Linked DNA regions of Homo sapiens: region 1 is linked to region 2. A link is a contact called in ENCODE Hi-C or POLR2A ChIA-PET data. All regions are on one chromosome and are shown on one strand. The core of a region is the stretch at or near the end of the contact, and the rest is flanking DNA. Distances in the headings are between cores, read along the strand shown.

The links. A loop is a pair of places that touch in the nucleus more often than their neighbours do. ChIA-PET counts read pairs that join two places held with the same protein, here RNA polymerase II (POLR2A). Pooled maps may share reads with other maps.
Region 1: a pooled map shows a loop between it and region 2 (2.2-fold over the local background). The contact joins two enhancer-like sites. A Hi-C loop is called at or near these places in 1 of 168 maps with a recorded cell type or tissue (GM13976), 23 of 37 single-sample maps with no recorded cell type and 5 of 50 pooled maps. POLR2A ChIA-PET finds 5 or more read pairs at or near these places in 3 of 52 experiments (activated CD4-positive, alpha-beta T cell, activated CD4-positive, alpha-beta memory T cell and naive thymus-derived CD8-positive, alpha-beta T cell).

Annotation. Positions count from the first base shown.
Region 1 is chr5:87,100,699-87,105,389 of GRCh38, reverse strand. The region is part of intron 1 of MIR4280HG (MIR4280 host gene); the gene reads left to right. It also overlaps the pseudogene RN7SKP34. Among named protein-coding and RNA genes, the nearest start is that of MIR4280, 12 kb to the left of the region's middle. RefSeq lists a silencer at 3,272-3,472. Within about 2 kb of position 2,314, at least 2 of the 41 ENCODE cell types and tissues checked have a DNase peak (open chromatin) inside an H3K27ac peak, as active enhancers do.
Region 2 is chr5:87,338,799-87,343,323 of GRCh38, reverse strand. It overlaps RASA1 (RAS p21 protein activator 1), which reads right to left. Exons shown (of 25, transcript NM_002890.3): 6 at 2,003-2,034. It also overlaps a transcript of CCNH not described here. Among named protein-coding and RNA genes, the nearest start is that of CCNH, 72 kb to the left of the region's middle. Within about 2 kb of position 2,488, at least 4 of the 41 ENCODE cell types and tissues checked have a DNase peak (open chromatin) inside an H3K27ac peak, as active enhancers do.

The sequences.
Region 1 (4,691 bases), core at 1,065-3,564, 240 kb after region 2:
TTTGCTAATCTCTGGGAAGTTTCACTGTCCTAATTGACTTTTAAGCTCTTCCACTAATTCATTATCTTTGTTTCAAATACTTAGATGATTCCCTTGATTGTACATGGTCTAATATAATTTTATTACTGTCTTATTTTCTTTAGGATCTTTATCACTATCTGTAATTATTTTTATTACTGCCTGTACTATCTGTGTTGTGCTGTACTGCTACTGTTTTACCTGAGTAGAATGTAATATCCAAAAGGACAAGACTTGTTGTCTTATTTATGACTATATGCCCAGCTCTAGCACAGTATGTAGCACATGGTAGTTGCTTAATAAATGGTTTCTTAGTAAATATGTCTGGATAAATTTCTGAAGCTTTCAAATACATTAGTAGCAATGGCACACATGGTGTTCTCATACTAATTTGTTATTTTAACACTAAACTTAGTGAAAAGGCCATTATTTTTGTTTTTGTAATCCAGATGGAAATAGGGTATTTTAATTTCTTTTAGAAGAGGGTGAAAAAAAGCATCTAAGAAGTTTGATAATAAGATTCAGAGTTCTAAGCTGGATCAAGACTTACAAATTCAAATGGATTATTCTTATGAAGCTAAGGTGTCCCCATTCTTAACAAAATATTCTTTTATATATTGGTGTGTATATACTTTTAGATTGTAATCTTAATGCCACATGGATGTTCAATTATTTTGCCAATGCTGTGATTTCTTTCAGGTTACCTGCCATCAACCAAAAATGCAGGAAATTTCTTACTTTGCAGGCAAAACTGACATAGCATTTTGTGTCCTAAATGATGTCCTAATAAATATCAGAAATTTTTTTCCTTTGGTGGCATTATTTTTAATGATTTTACTATTCATGGTGTTTTCAGTTGCTAAAAACAATGCTTCTTTTAGAGTCTTGTATAGATTTTGTGGAACAATCAAGACCCAAATATCTTAAAATTAAAATGTACTTTTTGGTAAGTAGCTATAGAAAAACAAATCTGGCATGTGATATTTATTAGCTCATTTAGGAATCTAGCCTTGCACTTTCCCCTTTTCTGCTTTTGTTTATAGTTTTCTTTTAGCCAGTGGGGATACATTCTTTTCCTTTCCTTTCAAATATTGAAATCCTAGTTACAGAAATTTCCCTTCCTTTATGAAATCTTCCTAAGGCTTCCCAAATCAATTAACTGCATTTTATTTATACTTCACTCTCACTAATTGAATCAAGTTTTTGCATTCATTTGCTTATTTTTTCTTTTGACAGTGACAATCATTGTGTTAATCTGAGTAACAGTGAGAAAAAGGAGAAAAAAAATGTGCCTTCTTGAACTTACCCTTAACTGGGGAAGACATATGAGACAAACTAATATGAAGTAAATATATAATAACATATTGTGGCAATTGTTATGAAGAAAAACAAAAGTATAAGAGAAATGCTAACAAAGAAGATTCATTTAGATTTAGGAAGAGATGAGCCTTTCTGAAGAAGTAATATTTAACCTGAGAGCTGAAAGTTGCATATCATTTTATTGCAGTTATTTGCATACTTGGGTATTCCCCTGCTAAATCTAGGTTCCTGTCTACACATTCAATTGTATTGCCTCTACAGGATCTGACATGGGACCTTGCCTGTTAGGCTGGTTCAGTATAAATGTTGCATGCACTGAAAAGGATTTGCACAGTTGGCAAAAACCAAACTTGATACATTCATTTTGGTTCTGAATAAATGTTTCAAACTCCCTTTTGTCTTGAACTAGACACTTTGAACTGAGTCCTTGACTGATTAGGAGGCACTGGGATGGGGGTGAGGGGAGAAGCAATGTTTGCGGCTGGCTGGGTCTTCATCAAAAGATGAAACTCGTGAGATATTAACTTTAATTCTGCTTATTTTCATTTTCAGCCCCCCAGGAAAACACTGGGAGGGAATTCCATGGGTAATCTTTGTCTTTATGAACGTCTAGAGGATTCTACCATAAAATTAGGAAAGATAAGTTAGAAATGTTGAAACATAGAAAGTATTATAACTAGAACGCATTTAATACTTGTATTTTTAATTTTTGAGACAGTCTTCCTCTGTCACCCAGGCTGGAGTGCAGTAGCACTATCTCTGCTCTCTGTAACCTCTGCCCCCCGAATTCAAGCAACTCTCTTGCCTCAGCCTCCCAAGTAGCTGGTATTACAGGTGCATACCACCATGCTGGCTAATTTTTGTATTTTTAGTAGATGGGGTTTCACCATTTTGCCCAGGCTGGTCTTGAACTCTTGACCTCAAGTGATCTGCCTGCCTTGGCCTCCCAAGGTGCTGGCATTACAGGTGTGAGTCACTGTGCCCAGCCCAATACTTGTATTTTTAGAAATGAGAATGGCCATATTTCAATTTATGTGCATGAGTTTTACTACTATTGCCCTGTGATAAATACACAAGCTGTGCTATTTAGCAATCCTCACCAAAATTGATTTTCGAGTTAGATACCTTTGATGGGAGAATACAGCTGTTTTCAAATTAGAATTGGTAAATCCTAAAGCATTGCATTTGAAAATGATTAAATAGAGAGATGTGAAGTGATTTGGCTACAACACTAACCCCTTGTTCATTTCCAGGATATATTCAACTGGTCTGGCTGGTGAGGTAGATGTTACCATCCTTCTCATTTCTCTTTGCTTCAACTTAAATTTTACATTCAGGATAAGACATTTAGTGTGCCTCTTTTGGGACTGATGAAGATCCCAAACAAGCAATGTGGGGGAAAGAGTCTGAATCTAGACCCTTACAGCAGGAGTCTGTCTGTCATATAGGACATGCAGGTTGGTGAGTCTAACTGGAGAAAATAGGATTTCTCCAGTTTCCCTCTCCTGCCCAAAGGAAATCAAACCCTCATTCTCCTTCCAAGCAGTGCAGGCCTCATGGCAGTTTTGGAAGAGTGGTAATGATTATATTTAAGTAACGGAGGCAATAAAATAATGTGTTAGAACTGAAGCCAGAGAACTGTATAACAAGAATCTTACTACAATAGAGAAAGTTTCAGAGTGGCAGCATTTGTGCTACTGCTGGACTGGGGAAAGAAAAATTAAACACATTAACAAAGTACTTAATGGTTTGTTTGGACTGAATAGAAAATTAACATTGTTTTCTTTTATTCCTGTTGTCCAAAACCCATAACTGGATACTCCATTGTTGCAACACATTGTGATCTTAAGACATTTTCCAATTAATGGTATTGCTTCCTTAGGTGTGAGCTCTACAATTTAAAAAGCAGCCTATGTTCAAAGATGTATTTCGTATGGTGTCACTTTATCAGAAGAGCAATCTGCCATTTTTTGACAGCCAGTGACTTGTGGCTGAATCAGTGATACTTTAAAAAAGAACTCATTATCAGTCTAGTGAACAAAATATGCATTATAAGATTGTGCAGGATTATAACTTTCAATGTCAGTGATTTTTGTCTGCATGGGTGTGATAAATTGGGGATCAGCTGAAGCGGTTTCAAATATTTGCTATTTCATGAGATTAGCAAATTTAGACAGCCAAGGATTCCCTCCATTCTTCTTGGCATGAACCAGCTTTTCTTTTCTTATAAATAGTGTCACTCTGAGGAAAAATAAGGAAAAAAATGTAAACCAAGTTTTTATGACTGAGAAGTTGCCTTTTGAAGAAGAAGGAATCATTAATGTAGACATCTTTTATAAATATTAACAGACTTCATTTGAGGATTAAGGATGAATGAAATATGGGCTGTGCTGTACGGTCTTAATTCTACAAAGTTCTTAACGGTTCTGTGACATTGCAGTCAAATTCACATCCTGTGAGAAGTGAGCAAATGACATAAAAACAAAAAGCAGAATGGGAAGAGGTTAGAAGAACAGCATCCTGCTAGCTGACCTAAGGACATTTTTAGACAAACAATCCTAATCACTGACGGACTGTGGCAGATTATTTACACATCTCTAGTGTTGGTTATTATATGGATGCCTGAAATTATTGCAGCTATGGAAAGGTGAAATAGTGATGGTGTCAGGTTGAAACCTCATTTGAGAGAAGTCCACATTCCATAGTAACTAATGACTGGAAATTCAGACTTGATGAGGCAAGGGAAGAAGTGAGAACAAAATGAAATATCATTGGCACCAGCATATTTGTTATTTTTCAGAAGAGCCTTTTGAAACCGATCACTTACATTTAACCCCATCCAGGCATATCTAAGTCTCTGTTATGGGATTTTACACAATTGAGCTGGACATATACTATTTATAAGCCTCTAATGTCTCTATCAGAAAGTGTTTGCACCCATAGTGAGTTGAGATTTTGGAAATACAGTGAGAAATTTTATGTTAAGATTTTGTCTTCATATAGAACATGCAAAAGTGAAAAAAGTGAATAAGGTGAAACTGTCCTCTCTGTTATTTATCCCCAAAGTGCTTTTTTGTAATTTTGATATATGGCAATGTCAGTGGTCTGGCATTGGCAGGCAATGCTGACTTATCTGTCAGGCTTTGGAGTCATAGAGGCTTGTGTTCAAATGTCACCTTTTCTACTTATTTGGCATATGTTAAAATTTTAGGCCAGCCACAGTGTCTCATGCCTGTAATTCCAGCACTTTGGGAGCCTATCAGGAGGATTGTTTGAGCACAGGGGTTGGAGGTCACAGTGAGCTATGATTGTGCCACTGCATTCCAGCCTGGGCAGCAGAGTGAGACCCTGTT
Region 2 (4,525 bases), core at 1,239-3,738:
AGGAGATTTAAAAAGTCCTGAACTAGAATGTAGTTATTTAAGATTTGAGAAGGCGGTAAACATTTAAGAAATACTTTAAGAGATAAAGTCATCAGGACTTGGTGCCCATATCATGTAAATAGGGAGCTGGAAAGAAATTCAACCAAAGTTATACCATCTATTTAATCTCAAAGGTTACTTGTAGATGTTACTGAGGACACTTTAAAGAATTTAAAGTACTGCGACAGTCCCTATATTAGGAAATTAAAGGGAACAAACATACACATAAAATAAACCAACAATGCAAATTTAAGTTATGCCCCAATTAAGAAATTACATAAAGTTAAGAAAAATGGAAGAATGACAATGCTATCAGATAAAAAGACTTCCGAGTGAAAGTGGGATTTATATTTTATACTATGAGAAAACTGATGTAGCTTTAAATGTTTACTAGCATTTAACCTATATTTTTAAATTTAAAATTCCATTGCTATTATCTAAAATAAAAAAACCTAGATTTATGGTCTTTTTTTGAAAATCAGAAGGATCTAACAACACTAGACTCACATTCCTACACATATCAACTAGACAACTAGACAAAGTGATTACCTTACAATAGGCAAACACTTTCTAGTTTTCTACTTCCCACAGTTTTCCCTAACACCGTGAGTGAATATTAGTTGCCATTTATTACCACACGTACAGTGTTGTTTTTTGACAGTAGGGACACAGTTCCATGTACCTTGATCTCTAGCAACGAGGGAAAATAAGAAAGATCAAGATTATTGTGTCTAAAGAAAACTGGGAATATATATACTTGACCCGCTTCACTTGCTTACATTGTCTGTCTGATTCTTCCAAGCATTAATTAGAATTTGCAACTCCTAGCTGGGCACAGTGGCTCATGCCTGTAATTCCAGCACTTTGGGAGGCCGAGGCTGGTAGATTACTTGAGGTCAGGAGTTCAAGACAAGCCTGGCCAACATGGCAAAACCGCATCTCTACTAAAGGTACAATAACCAGCCTAGCATGGTGTTGTGCGCCGGTGGTCCCAGCTACTCAGGAGACTAAGGCAGAGAATCGTTTGAATCCAGGAGGCAGGGGTTGCAGTGAGCAGAGATCGTGCCATTGCACTCCAGCCTGGGCAACAGAGCAAGACTCTGTCTCAAAAAAAAAAAAAAAGAAAAAATAACAAAAAAGAATTTGAAACTCCTGATATAGGTAGAGAGGAGACTTCAAACTAATACAAACAGCAGGGTACAGTCTCACTAATGGAATCTATTTTGTAGCTACAAGAAACAATAAAAATGAACTCAGAATATATCTTACATATTCCACTTACAGAAGGGTGAAGCATTAAACAAGGTGACTGCAAATGGAGTAGTCAGTTGAATGTTTTTATATTCTAATGGTTAGAAAACAGAAAAAGCAAACACTTGAGGCAAGCCTCAAGTTCCATCCCTAAATGCTGAAAGATAAGAAAAAATGTTGTACTGAAAAGATATTAGGAGATGAATAGTCTATTAAAATGTGAGTAAGAGAGAATTGGGATTAATGGTTCAGATCTTCAAAAGAAAACTTACATATACATAAAATCAGTCTGAAGATTATGAAAAAAAAAGACCTTGCTGAATCTTATTAAAATTGTGAAGAACCGTTATTTTGGGGGGATAAAAGATGTGGCTATAAAACAAGAAATACTATGAATAACCAAGAAATACTATGAATAATTTTAAAATGTGCCAAATTGTGACATTCATAATGTTATAAATGTAGTGTTTATTCAAAGTCTTCAGTGTGGTGATAAAAAGAGTTATATTTAGTTATCAGCTACCTTTTATTTAAAAACAAGACTTTATCACTAGATCCTTAAGAAAATATTTAGAAATCAGTTCCCTAAGCCAAATTTAAAAGTTAAGTCAGTCCAAAACCTTAAAAAACAATTTTTTTGGCCAAAGTTTTCCAATTAGTAAATTTACAATATAGATTTTTTTTTTCATTTTAATAATTAACACAAACTCACATTTTTCCTTCATGTGGATCTTCTTCCCGGCCCTAAAGGGAAGACATTAAGACAGTATTTTATATAATTAACTATTAATCAATTTTTATTAAAATTCATGAAAATCGTATCTGCAAACATATCCCCACACTATCCTTATTTATGTTTATATAAAAAAAGATGTTTCTGTTCAGTAAATATCTTTCCAAACCTCTCTTAATCTTTTCTTGTTGCCATTACCCTAACTCAGGCCCTCTTATCGACTTTTCTTAAACAACAGCCCAACTAATATAATTATGTCCTACTCCACCACTCTAATCTGGATACATCAGTTTCAACAGCAGCTGTGCCCTACATTAAGAAAAACCAAACAAAAAAAAAACACCTCTCTACTGCCTACAAATTTCTCATTCTGCAACTGAAGTCGTTTACCACAGGACTCAAGTCTACATTTCCTGTCTCATACTACCAATTGTTTTTTGGTTCCTATACCATGGTCACACATAACTTCCTATTTGCCAATCTCCCACCACTGTAGCTTGTACTTTTTGTTCTTAGAATGTACTTTCCACTTTTTGCTTTCTACTTGTTAGATAAATACCTAACCAATCTGGGAAGGAACTATCTCAAATGCTACCTCTTCAGTAAGACATTCTGAGCCCGTAAAAAGTGAACATCAACTTCTACTTTCAATATAAAAGACATCCCCCTTTTACTATGTTTTGAACTTTATTTTATTCTATATTCCTCTGATTTAAGATACAATAGTGTTACTCATTCCACTATTATGGAGAAAAATGGTCTAACTACATGTGGATTTACTTCTCACAATTTGGTCCTCACTCATTAAATACCTAATCAAACTAAAATCAAACACTCACTGAATGTTACTATATCCAAGGGAGTAGGCTTAAAAAAAAAAACTATAAAAATGAATAGCATTATCATTGTGTCACTGCCCAAAAGGAGTTAATCTCTTGTAGAAGAGTTTTACACAATTATTAATTTTAGACAGTGTAACAGAATGCAGAATTAGCAAGGTGCTATGGAAATACAGAAGGAAACAATTTTGCCTAAGAGACTCCAGAAAGGCATAAATCCTCTGTGAAACAGGGATGACATATGAACTGAGCTCATAAAGATGAATCAAATTTTACAAGGCAATCTATCAGGGCAAGAATGTCAAGGAAGAGGGAAAACTATAAACATAGAAACATTCATTTACTCAACAAACATTTTCTGAATGCCTACTAATGCCAGACACTATTCTAGGCAATGGTAATACATCAGTGAATCAGAGACAAAAATCCCTCCCCTCAGAGAGCATACATTCTAGAGTTAATACATGAAAGTATAAATGTGTTTGGGGAACTGTAATTAGAATTTTAGAAGGAGAAATTCCTTAAATCTAACCACTAACTGAATGCCCGAAACATCTTCACAGACTAGACAATGTCCAAATGGTTTTTCAATCTACAAAGAATTCACTACCCTCTAATAAAGCCCATCATGAAAGTTATTCTACATATTGGAGTGAAAATTGTTTATAAATGACGTGGAATTACTCCACTATTAATTTATAATGTTACTATATTCATTTTTAGCAACCACATCACATTATTCACTCATACTGAGTTGCTAACTTTTTCCTTGATCCCTTGTACTGATGTGAGGTCATGTCTCCTTATTCTGGTTTGGGTTGTTATTATTATTTTTCTGTATACATTGAGTAATTTTCACTTTTCTTTAAAGGTTATCTTGTTAAATTTGATCCAGAATTCCAAGAGCTCAAGAAAAGTTCAACTATAGTGCAATTTCTTGAAGTAATCAGGATGGAGAAGATGGTGGTACAGCAAGGAGAGGGAAACCCAAACTAAAAGTTGTAACTAACAAATTTTATAGGAAAACTATCATAGTAAGATGCTTCAGTACGAATACTGTTTGCCTATATGGAGTAAATATCTCTTTTACTGTAGAATACAGAATACTAATCTAGGAATTAGGAGTCCTAATCCTAGCTCTTTCACTAAATAACTATATGACTATGAGTATGGACTGTATCACACCATTTCCTCAACTTTTCCCACCTCTACTCAGTATGTTTTACTTCTATGGATCAAGATTTGGTTGCCAGAATAGGCAGGTAAGAGAATTAATAGGAAAAAACAATATTCTCCACTGCAGTCTTCCAGGAGCAATACTCTTCAGAATATTATCAGGTCTGTGGCATAATTTAAAAACAGTAGCTTTGAAGGCTGTAAAAGACAACAGAAAGCCACTCCATCTCACTAGAAAAATCCGAAAGGAAAGGGAGAATTCCAAAGTTATAATGTACAATATATTTGATACTGAGTATTGTCTCTGAAATATAAAAGCCATTCAAATGCTGACCTGTTATTAAAAATGCACCTGGTAATTGATACCATGATAACGTATTATATGATGGAAACAAAAACAAGGACGAGATTCAAAATGTAGAACCATGTGATAATATATGTATAATATAAATGAATTCTTCCAAGTTTACTGGAAAATTATATATAT